Regions from separate parts of the Homo sapiens genome. Here region 1 is linked to region 2. A link is an interaction called in ENCODE POLR2A ChIA-PET data of the cell type or tissue named here. Cell type or tissue: HCT116. All regions are shown on one strand. Each heading gives the region's core, and the rest is flanking DNA. Links, peaks and the distances in the headings are about the cores only.

Evidence for each region. ChIA-PET counts read pairs that join two places held together with the same protein. Peaks named below come from ENCODE experiments on the same cell type or tissue, not always from the same donor. Only the 100,000 strongest peaks of a DNase experiment are listed, where the experiment ranks them.
Region 1: POLR2A ChIA-PET joins it to region 2 with 9 read pairs; 3 of 35 experiments call an interaction of 5 or more read pairs at or near these places.

The regions. Positions count from the first base shown.
Region 1 is chr10:79,019,237-79,027,255 of GRCh38, reverse strand. All of the region lies in intron 5 of ZMIZ1-AS1 (ZMIZ1 antisense RNA 1), which reads left to right. LOC112268062 (a long non-coding RNA gene) reads left to right here and starts at 6,299. Exons shown (of 2, transcript XR_007062214.1): 1 at 6,299-7,341; 2 at 7,916-8,019. RefSeq lists an enhancer at 3,526-3,875 and a cis regulatory region at 3,565-4,065. In HCT116, for the core only: no CTCF peak of the experiment used is centred there; a DNase peak (open chromatin) is centred at 4,515; H3K4me3 peaks cover 345 bases.
Region 2 is chr10:78,548,685-78,556,703 of GRCh38, reverse strand. No RefSeq gene overlaps it. Among named protein-coding and RNA genes, the nearest start is that of LINC00595, 290 kb to the right of the region's middle. In HCT116, for the core only: no CTCF peak of the experiment used is centred there; no DNase peak of the experiment used is centred there; H3K27me3 peaks cover 34 bases.

The DNA.
Region 1 (8,019 bases), core at 1,571-6,570, 470 kb before region 2:
TCTCCCAACACCCACCTGTGGGGCCTGCTGCCCACACCTGCCCCATGCATTCACAGTCATGCACACCTTCACACACCTTGCATGTACACGTACACATGTACTTGCCCCTTGCCAGGGCTCATGCTGAGGGCTTCCTTAGTGTTCCCTAGGCAGGTGGTGCCAGTGTGGATGGCCTTAGGAGGATTCTGAGGACAGATGGACCATTATCTGGAGTTCTGGTTGGTTGGTTGGTTGGTTGGTTGGTTGGTTGGTTGGTTGGAGTTCTGGCCAGGGAATTGGTGCACCTGGATTCCAGGTCTAAATTCACTGCCCACGGCGCACCCTGGATAAGTCCCTTTCCAGATTCAGATCTAGGTTTCCTCATCTGTGAGGTGGGAATAATGCCAACTCTAGTGGATGTTTCCGGGATCCAATCTAGAGCTGTCACAGATGGGAACATGCTTTGTGGACACAGAGAGGATCAGTTTGTATTATCCTTGTTCTGCTCACCGCCATCATTATTGTTGACTGCCCAGGTCCTTTGGGGCGCCGGGAAGCCCTGCCCTTGTGCTGGAAAAGCTTGGTTTGATCCTGGTAATCTTGAGCATTTGGCACCCCCACCCCTGCCCCAAATCACTGCAGCCCTGCCAGGGTCCAGCTCCTCACCCAGGCTGCCCTGCAACGAGCCTGTCCAGATGAGCAGCACCCTGGGGTCCCCCGTGCCCCCCAGCCAGGCCCTGCCCACCTCTTTGGGTCACACCTATGTCTGCCTCCACCAAGGGGGCCGTTACTACTCTCGGGGGGCCAGGAGCAGCTCCACGATGAAGTAGGGGTTGCTGGGGTGGGCGGGGACAGCGAGGAGTGCCCATGTGGCCTGGGACTGTGTGGGTGTGCATGACTGTGGGTGCTCGTGTCGAGGGGGGTGTTGGTGGGGATCAGGGAGTATGAGTGTGTGTGTGGTGTGTGTAGCTGTGTGAGCAGGGATGCAGCCTGTGTGGCTGTGTGAATGTGTGGGGTGCGTGAGTGTTGGGGCCATCTGAGAGTGTGAGGCTTGTGTGTGCCAGTGTCCCTTTTGGTATCTGAGAGTGGTAATGTAGTGTGTGTGTGTGTGTGTGTGTGTGTGTGTCTGGGTTATGGTGGTGACTCTGGGGTACTTGGGGATGTCAGTGTGGAGGCTTTGTGTGTGGGTCTATGTGTGTGTGTGTCCATCTTTCTGTGTGTGATGTGTCTGCATGTGTCTGTGTATGTGTTTATACTGTGTGGTGTGTGGCAGGTCTGTCTGTGGAGTGGGAGTGTGTGTTTGTGTGTGTGTGTGTTTGTACTGTGGTGCGTGTGTGAGAGTGTCTGTATACCTATGTTACACACAGTAAAACTATGTGTCTGTATCGCGTGTGGCAGGTCTGTCTCTGTGTTTGTACTGTGTGTGTGTGCATGCTTGCATATGCATCTGTCTACATATGTCTGTACGGTGTATGGCAGGTTTGTCTGTCAGGTGGGAGTGTGGGTGTCTGGACGGGAGGCTGTGGTGCGGGTGTGGGGTGTGGGTTTCTCTGTCGGGCGTGTGAGTGTGAGTGCAGCGTGTGTTGTGTGTGTGAGGGGGTGGTGTGGTGAGGCGGCAGAGAGGCTGGCAGGCAGGCGGTCAAGGTGCTCCCCCCGCACTTCCCTGTGTGCAGTGGCTGGGCTGACAGCCGGGCGGAGAAGAAAACTAGACGTCAGGGAAATCAGTCAGAGACAAATCGATTCCCTTTAGAGGTGAGAAAAAGCAGATGCCACGGCTGCTGGTGGCCTGTTAGGCTCTGAGCCACATCCCTCGCAGCCCTCCCCCACTCCTGTGCCGCCAACACCGCCCCCCCAACCCTGTGCCTTTGTGCTGGGCCTGCTGCCTGGCAGCCGCACCAGCCCTTCCTGCAGCAGGACCCCGCCTGCACAGAGCCCACGCTGGGCATGTGTGTGTCAGTGTGTGCCTGTGGGTGTGTGCATGCCTGTTTGTGACTGGGGGAGTACAGACGTCATTGTGGGCCTCAGCTGACGGCCCCACCTTGCAGACTTCAGAGACTTCAGTTGGTCCCCCACTTGCTAAGGACAACGAGGGAGCTGGACCAGGGATGGGTGTAAGAGGAGCTGTCCTTGGGCATCACTGGTACCCCAGCCTTCTCCCTGCATGAACATCAGGCCTCAGCAGCATCGCTCCTTCCTGTAGCCTAGTGAGGAAAGCCTATTCCCAGATCCAGCTCTCTGCCGAGCTGGCCCAGATCAGCTGCTGGAGCCTCAGACTCTAGTAGGGGGCAAAGACCAGCCTTGTGGCCTCATCCCTACAGTGGAGCATGGGGCGTCTCTGGACCTGGGAGCCTGACCCAGCTGCCGGCAGAGCTGCTCCTGCAGGATGGGGCCCTGACCCCTTCCTGGGCCTTGCTGACACCTCTGCTGTCAGGTCACTCCCCTTCTCCAGGTCCCCTCCCCCACCACTCCCTTTCCCACTTGGTGGCAACAGCCAAAATCTATCAGGAAACAAGGGCTAAGCCTGCTGTTGCACAGAAGCTCTGTTTTCAGAGTTATCCCAGGCCCTCCTAGCCTGTATCTGTTGTCACTCACTCCGCATAGTTACTGAGCACTTGTTCTGGGCCAGGCTCTGAATTCAGCAGTGAGCCCCCCAGGCCTGCCTTCAGGGAGCCTCGCATCTAGCTGGGGAGATACATCATGCTTCCAGCTGGGACTGAGAAGTACAGGGTGGGAAGAGAGGGTATAAAGGGTCCCCACACCAGACCTGGCCTCATCCTTGCCCAGACTGCTGGGCTCCAACCTCTTCTTCTGCAGGCTCCCAGCGCTCACTCAGGCTGCTGCTTCTATAGGCAGGGCCTCCCCACCTTTCTGCTTGCCCACCTAGCTCCTGCCCAGGGGGCTCTCTTGGAGCTCTGAGCGCGGCTGCCACCTCTTCTCCACACTCTACCCTGTCTGGGACGGGAGGCTCTGCAAGGCCAGTGGCCCCATCTTTCTTCCTTTGCAGGCCAGCCAGGCTTTTTCTGGCATGGATGCCCCACTGTTTGAGTGTGAAGTGTTTGAAGCTGGAGCTGCTCAGTTATCAGACAGTAGAAGAGGTGGCTATTTCAGGGGCTTGGATTCTGTGATGTCCATACCCCACGAATGCCCCTCTCTGACCCCCCCCCCCTCTGTCTACCCTTGAGACCCTGCTCTCAGCTACCTACTGTCAGGCATACTTGACATATCTCAGCTCACTCTGGAATCAGGAACTTGCATTGACAGACCTGTATTTCCATCCCTGGCTCTCCTACTGCTGGCTGTGTGTCCTGAGACAGGCACTATACCTCTCTGGGCCTTGTTTCCTCTCTGGCTAAAGGGATGAAGATTCAGGCCCTGCTCTCCACTGAAGAACTCAGGACAGGTGGTGGGTACAAGAGAGCTGCTGGGAGTAACAGACGTTTTGGTGACTGGTGTTCATGGGGAAGACTCCTGGAACCCTTTCCAACCCCCACCCCTGGCCTGGATTCCCTGTGTCTAGCCAGATGGGAGAGGCCAAGGATCGATCTACAAACATTGATTGAACCAATTCTGGACCAAACCCTGTTGTGGAGACAGCACTTGGCACAGAGCCCATGGGATGTGTTGAAAGAAATGACTTCTGAGAAGAGGAGTGGACGGTTGTGTGGATGTGGGGTTGCTGGATGGCCCCTCCCCCCAGGGAGCTTACACTCTCACTGGGACCGGTTGGACAGGACAGGAGAGTGGGCTCTGGTTCCAGTTCTGCTTCTGACCTGCTCCTGGCCTTGCTGTTCATCCCTCAGTAAAACTGAGAGCTTAAGCTCTGTGACCTTGGAGACCATTTCCTGCTGTGATATTAATACCACCGCTAATAATGACAGTAGCAGTCGAGGGAGGAGCAAGCATGCTAATATTAGCCACACCTGTTGAGGGCCCGGCACACGCCAGGCCCTTACATATGTGATGATGTCAGTCCTCGTGATGAGCTGCACTCAGCATCTCCACGTTGACTGCGAGGGACCGCTGGATCCCAGAGCCAGGACAGAACTCAAGGCTATTTTGGTTGGGAAGAAAAGAGGTGTTCAGCTGACCTCAAGTACGGGAGGGTTGAGTGAAACGAGCATCATTGTGGGAACCTGGGTGAATCAAAGCAGTGGGTTGCAGACAGAGCTGGGACTGCAGTGTGGAGCTCCAGGGAGCCAGAGGCACCCTGTGCATCTGCCACAAGTCCCTGAAGCTGCAGTCCTGGCATCATCCCCAGGTACCTCCGTCTCCGCTGCTTCTCTGCTTCTTCCTGTTGCACGCCGTCTCCTGCATTCATTTCTTCCTGTGTATCTGGCCTGGACCTCAGCCCCTGCTCCTTATAGACGTGGCTGCTCTGCGGCCCTAACTCCTCCCTGGCTTCCCTCCAGGCCTCCTTACAGGCCCTCTCCCTCGGCTGCCTGCCCAGTTCACCGTGCATAGCCCTGTTGCTCCCCTCAATCCCTGCCGATTCCCACACCACCGTTTGCCTCTGGATTGGTTGCCCACTAGTCAGGTCCCGCCCTTCATCCAATCAGCTGTGGTGGGCGGGACACTTCCTCCAGCCGTCCTCAAGCCTGGCCTCAGGACCCTGTCACATTCTGAAAAGTTGTTGACGACCCGAAAGAGCTTTGGTTTAGGCAAAATATTGTTAAATATCTCTGGATATTTACCACATTAAAAATTAAAACTGAGAAATTACAAAATATTTTTTAATTCTTTAAGAACAACAAGAATAAACACTACACATGAACGTATATTTTTCATAAAAAATAACTATTTTCCTAAAACAAAGAAAGTTGAGCAGAAGAGTGACATTCCTTTAGGTTTTTGTGAATCTCTCTGGTGATTCACTTCAGAGGAGGCAACTGGGTTCTCCTGTGTGCTTCTTTCTGCATTCGACTTCTTGAGAGCCGCGTGGTCTTGAATCCTCTAGAAAAATGCCACAGTATGCTTGCATCAGACAGCGTAAAAGGCAAATACTGCCTTCTAGCTTTGCAGGCTCTCGAAGAAAAGCAGTGACTCAGGTGGTGCCTGAAGCCCTGCAGGGCCTCTTGGGTGTGCGGTGATCTTCCTTACCCTGAGGAAGGCCAGAGGAACCCAGCAAACAGCCTAGCCTAGGCAGGGCACCGGGTTCCCAGAGCTCAGCCGTCCAGTGGTGGAACTTTGAGCTGGACTGGGGGCAGCCGGGGCTAAGAACAACTTCCTGGGGGACGCAGTAGGTAAATGAAGCCATGAAAAATGAGCATTTAGGGGAGGCAGAAGGGAAAGGAGAAGTTTTCCAGGCAGTAGAAAATGATTGGGCACATCTTCAAAGTGGGAAAGTGAGGCATCGAGCCAAGGCTGGCTGAGACCTTGACGCCCCAAGTACTGACAGGATCATGGTGGTGTCCAGTCCCACCCTGCGTAGCTCAACATCAAGTTTATTTTCCATAGTGACGCTAAGCTTCCTTGCAAGTTGAAGTTAAAATAGCCTCTTTCTAGGTTCTGGATTGCAATCTTGTGGGTAAATGCACAGATGCTGGACCGATCTCATTTTTTTGATGCCATGCTGCATTAGCACCCAAGGGATGGGCTCCCTCTGCCTCTCAGGTCATGTATGGGCACTAAGGGTGAATGATGAGTAGGGTGGGTGGGGATGGGGGCCCTGAAAAGAACCTGGCAGCACCCCTAGAGCACCTGTGATTCAGGGCACCCCGTGCCAAGGGAGCAGCCTGGCCCGGAGCTGCCCTCTCAGCGGGGAGGAAGTAGAAGCCTCAGCCCAGCCTGGAACCTCCAAATCTGGGCGGGGAGTGTGAACCACCTTCCCTGCAGCCTCCAGTCTTTCCGCTTCCTTGTGGGGTGTGGACTTTGGAGGCTGATGGAAGGGTGCTGAGGAGGGGATGACCTTCACCCAAACAGAGAACTAGAGGACATGGGCTTGGTCAAGAGTGGAGGTCTCAGGGTTACGTGATGGTCTGTGGAACCACTGACAGTGTAAACTCCAGCCCTGCCTCTTATCTGTGCCTCAGTTTTTTGCTTGTTTGTTTGTTTTTGAGACAGAGTCTTTCTCTGTTGCCCAGGCTGGAGTGCAGTAGTGCAATCTCAACTCACTGTAACCTCCACCTCCCAGGTTCAAGTGATTCTCCCGCCTTGGCCCTCCGAGTAGCTGGGATTACAGGCATGCCCCACCATGCCTGGATAATTTTTGTATTTTTAGTAAAGATGGGGTTTCACTATGTTGGCCAGGCTGGTCTTGAACTCCTGACCTCAAGTGATCTGCCCACCTCGGCCTCCCAAAGTGCTGGGATTATAGGCGTGAGCCACCGCACCCTGCCGATGCCTCAGTTTTCTTATCTGTAAAGCAAGGATGATGGCACCCAACTCCTGTGGGTGACTGTAGTAAAGGCTAAATGAGATCATAGGAATCAGGCATTTCGTGCAAAGCATGGGGCCAGCTCCACGAGGCATGAGCTTTGTTTCATCTCTCCTGTGCAGTGCTATAGATCAGGTCCTGGTTCATAGGAATTGCTCAATCAAATATTTTGGAGAGAAAAGTTAATAAATAAACATATCAGTGGCTCAGGTAATGTCAGTTCCTTCTCTAGGCAAGACCTAATCCATCTACCTTGTTTTACAGATGGGAAGATAAGACCCAGAAAACAGAAAGGACATGTTTAAGGCCATGCAGCAAGTTAGTGCCTGACCTGAATATTGAAGTGAGGCCCTACTACCATCAGCCATGGGAACCATGGCTGGATGGGTCCCAAGCAATGAAGACCTTCTGGGTGTCTAGGGGAGAGGTTTGGGCCCTCCTCCATGTGCGTGTGTGTGTGCGCGTGCAAGTGTGTGTGTCTGGGAAGCCAGAAGATTACACTCTTCTTTCTAGGCCTTCTAGCCCTTGCTGGAAGGCCTGTAGTGAGTGGATGGCCTGCCTTACCCTCTGCACATCCCGCCCTGTTTATTGAGATTTCCATCCAGCCTGAACTCCTGTGGGGAGGTGTTATCTTCTGGACCAGAGCCCTATCTGCCATGAAGCCATTGTGGTGTCACAGGGGCTTCTGAGAGATCCCAGGCTGGAGACGGAAAGCAGAAGATTTGAAGTGGTGGGAGGCAGGGGCTGGTGTCATAACACACTTTCCACCCCTGGGCTGGGAGGGGCACTCCCTCCTGCTGAACTCTCCCAGGCCAGTGACCTCATCTTGCTCCTGTGCTTGTTTTCCAAAGGGTGTTGTAAGTTGACTGTCTGCTTTCTTCCACAACACTCAAAGTGTGGCCTGTGGAGCAACAGCTTCAGCCACAGCTGGGAGCTGGTTAGAAGTGCAACATCTCAGGCCCCACCCTAGAACATTAACATCTCTGGAGGTAGGACCCAGGAATCTGTTTCACAAGTCCTCTTCTGATGCTTAGAAAAGTTTAAACATCACTGCTTTACTCTATTTCTCGACAAAAAGATGACATTCAGTTTGGCTAGAATTAAAAGGGGTGGGTGTTTCCTGGCAGGTTTTAGAAACCTATTTAAATGGTTCCATTGTCCATTCATCCATCCATCAACCCATCCAACCATCCAGCCAGCCATCCACCCTCTTTTCATTCAACAGACATTCAGCTGCACTCGGGAGTTGAAAGGGGAAGGCTCGGGACCCTGGGCTCCTCCAGCTTGCCGTGAGACACCACTGTGTGGCAGAAGAGGTGGCCTCTGTCCCCTTTATCCTCCAAGTGTACCTGTGGTCTTCAGGCCGGTCACTTGCTTGAATCTGAGTGTGTGTCTCTGATCTATAATCCTAAAAAAGCTACCTAATGCAGGTGTCCAAGAGGGAAAGGGGAAGGAATTGCATGCACTTGGTGTCTATTGTGTGCCAGGTGTGTTCACACGTGTTATGACCTTCCACTCTTCCAGCTGCCCTTCATACTGGATAGCATTATTCTTATTTTACAGAGAAGAATATTGAGGATCAAAGAGACCAAGACTGCAAGCGTAAAAACTAAGATTGGAACCAAAGCCAGTTCTTCTTGATCCCAGGGTCTGCGCCCTTCTTCTGT
Region 2 (8,019 bases), core at 1,204-6,203:
TGGGAGATTGGGGCGAGGGGAAGAGAATTCCTTTAACAGTTTAAGGAAGAGAGAGAAAGAGCAGTGAATAATTAATGTATATATGGTTAAATTTAAATGGATAATTATAGAGTTTCTTGGAATGTGTAAGGAAAGTACTAAATAAAGATCTTGAAATAGAAATGACAAAGTATTGGGAAAATCTAATAACAGTCTGGAACTAATTATAATAAAACTCTTTTGGGAAAAACTAGAACTTTGTGGGGCATGGGAAAAGAAGGTACAGGTAAATGAGTTTTAAAGTTCTCATCTGTAGAAACAAAGAGTGGGGAATTAAAAATATGTTAAAGGCCATATGATCTTGGAGTAAAGAAGAAAACAGTAGTGAAAATAATGGCATTTTGTTTTTATATAATGGAAAAGCATGTGTTCAATTATAAGTGTAAAAAAAATAGAAGGAAACCATCAATGGAATAGAAAAGTGGAGTAAAAATCAAGAAAATAAAATAGAGGAAACAAAAAATAAATAGTAAACATAAATCCAACTGTCAGGAAAAAAATGTGTAAAAATATTACACTGAAAGTGAATGGACTAAATGTTCCTATTAAAAGATAGAGGCTTTTCAACTGGTTTTAAAAAAAATCAACAGAAGGAGATGAAAGTGTTTCCTATTTGATAAGAAGATTCTGAATAAAGGTAAAGATGAAGGAAAACAGGGCAAAGATGGGGGGATTCTGTATGGTATGTCTGAAGATCTAAGTTCTGCCACTACCATTGTCAGTAGTCTTCCTTAAACTGTTCCTTAAGCAGTTCCTTGCTCCATTACTGCCATTAGTGCCAAAAATGAAGAGGCAAACAAAAAAGGATTCTAACTGCTTAAACTGAATGCTCCCTATTATTTAAAAAACTTCTCAAAAATTAAAGCAGAAGAGTTGCAGAGAGTTGCTTATTTCATTTCTTTTGACCCCAGCTTCTGAAAGTTTGGTGAATATTCTCCTTGAACTTCCCTGCTGGGTAACTTGCAAGGATTGAGTGCTTGATTTACCTTTACAAGTAGGAGAGAGTCCCACCTGGAAGGCTCCTTTGGACCAAGTAGTTGCCATAAAATGTGTCTTGTATTATTTCTTTTTCTCTATCCCAACAATGTAGGGAATGGTGGTTGTTTGCAGAAATGCAATATCCTGGCATTTGAGTATCAAGAGGGAATACAGGTCAGATTTCAAACATTATAGGCTCGAGGTGCAAACTCCTGTGGTGGAGCATTGCTTCATTTCCAATTTTTCTAGCCCATCAGAAAGAATTGGAAGCTCAATATCCTGAAATGTAGTTATTCATTCACAGATATTTGTTTTGCAACTCCTAAGTGCCAAGCACTTCAGTAGGCTCTGTGTATATAGAAGTCAACAAATCATAAAAAGCCACTGCCCTCATGAAGCATGCATTCTAGTGGAAGCAACAGGCAATAAATAAATGCTGGCTGTGGTTAAGTGCTATCAGGAATAATAAAGCAGGGCAGGAGGCCAGGCAGTGTGTATTATTTTAACCCATCAAATCGTGGGCTCATTGAGTATAGAGTCCATGCTTAGTCCATCTCTGTGCCTATAGGACCTCAGTCCAGGCACAGCCAGTGTGTAATAATTTTTCAGAAAAGCATGGAGATGAAGAGCAAAGGTAGTTGTGGATTTGTGCTTCCTCTTAATGTGGCAGATAACAGGTAACAAGATCAATAAGGGTTTTGGACTGGTGAGTGATATGATCAAATTTATGTGTTCAGGATGTCTGATACACCCATGGTGTATAGAATGAGTGATAGTTGGTGTGAGGGAGTGGGGGTGGGAGAAGCCATACCAGAAGACAGAACGCCAACCTTCTAGAGCAATGCTGTTCAATAGAACTTTCTATGATGGAAATGCTTCGTATCTGTACTATCCAACATGGTAGCCATCTATAGTTCTTAAGCATTTGAAATGTGGTCAAAGAGACAGAGGAGCTAATTTTTTAAATTGTGTTTTATTTTAATAAATATAAATGTAAATAGCCATATGTGGCTAGTGGCTACCACAATGGCAAGGTGGTTCCGGGGTAATCCAAGCTAGAGCCCGTGAAGGTCTGACCCTGGGTGCTGATGGTATGACTGGAATGGGGAAACCAGTAGAGAAGACCACTTAGTTCCATTTCAGATGTTGGCCAAGTCACTAAACCTCTCTGGGCCTCAGTTTCTTCCTTTGAAAAAATGGAGATAATTATACTTACCTCCCACCTATCTCAACTTACCTTACAAGCTACAGAGGACTGTCATTAACTAGCAAATCCTCTGTCATCAGCACTTGGGTCTAAACTGCACTAGAAGTTTAATTGTACATTATTCCTGGGGGCCAATTTGAAGATGTGAGTGTGTGTGTGTGTGTGTGTGTGTGTGCGTGCGTGTGTGTATTAGTTCATTCTCACATTGCTATAAAGAAATACCTGAGACTGGGAAATTTATAAAGAAAAAAGGTTTGATTGATTCATGGTTCTGCAGGCTGTACAGGAAGCACAGCACCAATAGCTTCTGGAGAGGCCTCAGGAAACTTACAATCATGTTGCAAAAGGAAGGGGAAGCAGGCACGTCTTACATGGCCCAAGCAGGAGGAAATGAGAAAGGAAGAAGGTGCCACACACTTTAAAACAACCAGATCTCACAAGAACTCACTCACTATCTTGAGGATAGTACCAAAGGGGAAATCTGCCTCATAATCCAATTACCTCCCACCGGGTCCCACCTCAAACACTGGGGATTACAATTTGACATGAGATTTGGGTGGAGACTTAGATCCAAACCATATCAGTGTGTGTATGTGTGTGTGTGTGTGTGTATTCATATGTGTGTGTATGTATGCTCTAAAAATGTTCATAGTTTTGACACGGTAAATCTCCTTTAAATATATTCTGAAGAAATATTCAGAAACTCAGGCAGATGTAGGCAGAAAGATATTTATTAAAGCATTGTTCATAGTAGCAAAGTTACATGCAACCTAAATATTCAACCATAGATTACCTCAATAAAGAAAGCCTTGTCCACATATTAGAATATATACACTAATAAAAGTGGTAGTGTCAAATAATATTTAGTAAAATGCTTATGACATATTACTGCTGATTATATAGCTCTATGCATTGATAAAAGACTGAAAGGAAAACCATCAAATTCCTAGCAGTGGCTATCATTAGGTGATGTGATTACAATTCATGTTTTATTTTTTTCCTGTATCTTTTCATATTTTCCATGTTCTCCATGATGAGCTTGCATTGTTTTCTTTTGTAATGAGGTAGCAGGGGTGGGAAAAGGTTATTTTTAAATGGGAGAAAGCAACATTTTGTTTTTAAAAAGATATTATTTTTGAGAGAAATAGCACCACTCCAAGTTCCCAAATCTTGACATCAGGGAGAAAGCTGTTTCCTACAGAGCTGCACACCTAGGAATCCTAGGTCCTGAACCCCTCCGTAAGCCCCAGAGGTCCAGACATTTTTGTTGCTGGTGGGTTGGCCTGAGGCACCTTCTTACCTTTCTTCCTAGCTGGGCCAGCTGCTAGGCTTCCAAGCAGGGAGTGTGTTTGCAGGATTCAGGGAGGCCTTCAGGGAGTATGGGGGTGGTAGCCAGCCCAGGGCCGAATCTCTGCAGTTCCTTCTCCACTTGTCTCCATCTTTAGCACTATTTCTGCTTCCTACTCTCTGCCTTCCCAGGCGCCTGTATCTCCCTGATCTGATCTCTTCTTGCCTCAATTTCCGTTTGTCTCTCTCATGCCCCTGTCTCTGTTCTCTCAGTCTCCCTCTAGATCTGCCTCTCCCGGTGTCTACCTCTAGCCCCCATCCCCAGGCAGACGCTGCCTCCAGCTCTCTGCCCCCTCCTGCCACGCTGCTGCTGAGCTTGGCAGGACGCTGAAGGTGATGGGCTGCAGCCTGTCGAGGGCCCGGAAGCTGTTACTATTACCGGGAGCTGCTTCTGTCAGGAGAATGTTCTCACATGTCACAAATCAGAAGAGGGTGTCTTCACTTCCTTCTGCCTGATCTCAACAAATTCCACATATAGTCCCCGCACGACTGCTGACCCCTCCCCCTACATCCCCAAGTGCAAGTAGCAGGCAGGAGGCTTTCTGAAAGCTGTCCTGAGAACATGTAAAGTCACCAAGGGGACAGATTGGAGGAGTCATACTCTGAATTCTGATCAGTAGAGAGGTCTGCCCTCACCCTCCCACCCCCACCCCTGCAGAGCAGTCTACAGCAAGCATACTGTGCTGAAAAACATCTCCCGGAGCCAAGAACAGCAGGCCTTGGTCTGGAAGCTGACATACTTGCTAAGCACTCCTTAGAAGACCTGACTCTGGGAAGGAAGCCACCAGGGCAGGCTGAACTTGGAGGGGGAGGGCCCTCACATCTGGGTTTGGCTGCTCCTCTTCTGCTGGAAAAACTCAAAGCCATCCATCTAGAGACTCCCAGGAACATGTCCCCAGCTCCCAGCTCCCCGGTGAAGCTCAGGCTGCTGTGTTTGGTAATTCAGGAAAAGACAATGCTAAGGAAGTATGTGGAGTTGTGGTAGGGGGATGAGAAGAAAATGGCATGGCCCAGTGAACAGAGACCTTGTCTGGGGAGAATGGTCCCTGAGGCTAATAGGTGAGGCCTGGCTGGAGCCAGCTTCTTAGGTACCAGGGATGCATCAAAGGGCTACCCCCAGGAGGAACACTGCACTGGGCTCTGTTTTGTTGGGTTTTGGTTTGTTTTTCCTTTACTGACTCCCTGCTTCCCCCACCTTCCCTCCTGCCCATGCACATGCTCTGACCCTGGACAAAGAACTTCCCTTTAGTTTCCCAACCTGCAGGATGAGATAGGAGTTTCATAGTAATCTGCCCCCAAAGTCCAGGAAAATGCCCTAGGAGCTGCCAGCAATAGTGAAAGGCCCTTCCCCACCGCAGCCCCTGGGGCCCTGCATTGTAAATTTCGAGGTTCAGTCCTTGGAGGGAAGTCAGCCTTTAGGATAGTGGGCTAGAGAAGAACAAACCCTCGCTCACCAACACTACCAAGCTCCCAGGGTTCTCCAGCCTTGTGATGTGGCCTCCTCGGCGCCTCACCACGGTGCGTAGTTGAGGGGGCAAAAAACCCAGCTCTCTAGAAATAGTTGTCATCTGTTTTAACCTTTGTTACTTCAACTGTGAAATGAAAGCGGCCTGGGCTAGAGGATCAAAGTAGGACTGAAGGTGGAGGATTTGCCCCAGGGCAGAAAGCCAGTGAATGGCAGATGATTTGAATTAGAAAGTGCTGTGGGGGTGGGGGCAGGGATCCACTTGTAGGTTTCCCTTCAAACAATGGGAGGCGGTTTTGTGGGCAAGTGTGCTGGTGCGAGAGGGGGTGCACACTAACATGTTAATCCTTTGGGAGGCCTTACAGTGAAATGAAATTGGTAAAATCAGCTTTTAAGTTATTAAGTGGGTACTTTAGACATTTACTTCTCTGAGAATTGAGTGCAAATAGTAGTAGACACAGAGAAGCTATTTGTTGAATGAATTGAATGAACGAAACAATAATTGATTCAATGAATCCACAAACAGCATTAGGCATGGGGCTCTCATATCAAATCATCTGGGACTTGGGACAAATATTTAACTGGAAGGGGACCTGGTGATGGCCCAACCCAATTTCCCATTCACAGATCAGCTGTGCAGGGGCTACGTGATGTGAAACCTCCGGTACAAGGATCACATGCCTGAGAGGTAACCAACAGCAAAACATGAGGCCAGTGTCTGTTCTACTTCCCACCCTCTCCAAGGCAGAGCACATGAGCAAAACTTATGAAACTTGAGTTTTTCCACACTTACATTGGAAGTATCAGGACAGACGCCTAGGAGAGGATGGCAGTCCCATGCCCCAGGGAGCTGGTAGCATCCTGGCACTGAATGGATTTTCCTTGAAGCCCTCTCTTCATCTGGACTCACGGAAAGTATCAGTGAGGGTTTTGGAATCAGGTCTCTGAAAGTAGGTTCCAACAACACCCATTTAGAAGCTGTGTGACCTTGGGTAAGTTCTGGAGCCTCTCTGTGTCTCCAGTCTCTTATCTGAAAAATGGAGAAAAATGTTTCACTGAACTTGTGAGGATTGACTAATGTTATATCCTAGAACAGTCCCTGGACAGGAGAAATTCCTCAGTTAGTATTGGCTGCTAGTAGTCATCGTGCTCTGAACTTTCATAATAGGCTGTAGAAGGAGATCTCCGAGTCACCTGGGGAGCACGTTCAAAGTGCTGGGTTCCAGCTGCCAGAGAAGTTAGTTCAATGGGGGAAGGTTGAGTCCGAGCATCTGGATTAACAAACACCTGTGTCCAGGTGTCTAGATACCTTGTGTCTAGCACAAGCTTTATGTAAGCAGCTCTCTGATCACGCCTAAAAAGCTCAGGTTCACACCCCTGTACCTTGGATTGTTAGATCCCAGAAACAGAAGGGATGGTGGCTCTTAAATCCTGAGCAGTCACCATGGCCAGGTATTCTACAGGTCCACACCCCTTGTATAAAATCTTTGGAACCATCTGTAGTTTGAAACTCAAATCACTCTAGATTTTAGAAAGGTGATATGGTACATACAGCTCATGTTACCTAACTCCCCAGGAAGTACTGAGGTATCACCCTATAATCAAACACATCAATATTTCTACAGCAAAACATATGAGTAGTCACAATAAGAACTCCAAATAGTTTACATCAGTTCAGGTCAGATTTTGTTGCCAAGTGAGTTTACATGATGTCAGATTTTACTGCCAAATGAGTTATTTTAAATGCCTTAAGGTTTTAGAACATTCTAATTTTGGAGTGGTGGCTAGGGATTGTGATTCCATACTAAATACCTTGCTTGTATTTATCTCACTATTTCATAAAATCCCCAGGTGATTAATGCTATTATTGTTACCAATGCACAGATGAGAAAATGAAGACTCAGAGACGTGAAGCTACTTGGCAGAGATCAAATGGCTCATAAATGGTAACGCTGGCTTTAAGCCCAGGTGTGTCTGACGTCCAAACCTGCATGCTCAACTTTCACCCTATCCCACCTGCTCTGTTCTGTGCCACTGGTCACAGGAGAAAAGAGCTCCTTCCAGCACAGCTCCTTGGGATGCTACCTGGGTAGGGTAATGGGTTGTTAGAGAAGAAAAAAGAAGAAACGGAGGGAGGGAAGGAGGGAACATTTCTCTTCCTCTTTCCATCCTTTAACGAAATTAAAAAAATATAAACCTTCCTCTCCAACCCCTGACCCTGAGGAAATAGCTGAGAAACTGGAACCAAAATGGCTTAGAGAAAGAGGAAGGTCTTCCAGAAATGCTCCAATTCTTTTCCCCCGATTTCTACTTATTGACATTTGACTATTATCCCACTGCTGCCACCACATGTAAAGAAATAGATATTTTTAAATGGGCTTTGCTTTAAAAATATAAAACTCCCAAGCTTGTTACACAGCATCGTGCTTAGAAAGAGCCGTGGGCTTGAGGCCCATTTGGAGGTGGCTTCCAATCTCAGCTCTGCCGTTTACTGGTTATGGGAACTGAGAAAGTGTTCTCCTCTCTGAAGACCCTGCCTAGAGAAACTCCTTCTTCCCTTCTACCTCTCAGTCCAGATGAAAGCCTAGACCTGGAACTGGCCTTCTAGATCTTCAGACAGACAGCCCACAGGAGAGGGGTGATGTGTGCTCTGGGTAGAGGGACAGGGGTCCTCACACTTCTCCCTGGTAATTCACTCAAAGGCACCCTCTCATGGAAGTCCCCATTCTGTACCTCTCATCCCACGTCCCACAGTCAGGGGACAAGTCTTATCTCCTCACCTGGTGTCAGACCTCTGCAGAGCTGATGGGCCTTGTGAACACTTTTCTGCCTCAGCCTGTCAAGCAATCCCTCCTAATGAGCTCTCACTCTCCAGACTTTATGCCAGAAGCAGAAAGGCCTCCATTCATGCATGCAGTCACTCCCAAACCAACTATCGAGTACTCATTGTACACGAGGCATGCTAAGCATAAGCGTTCCTCCC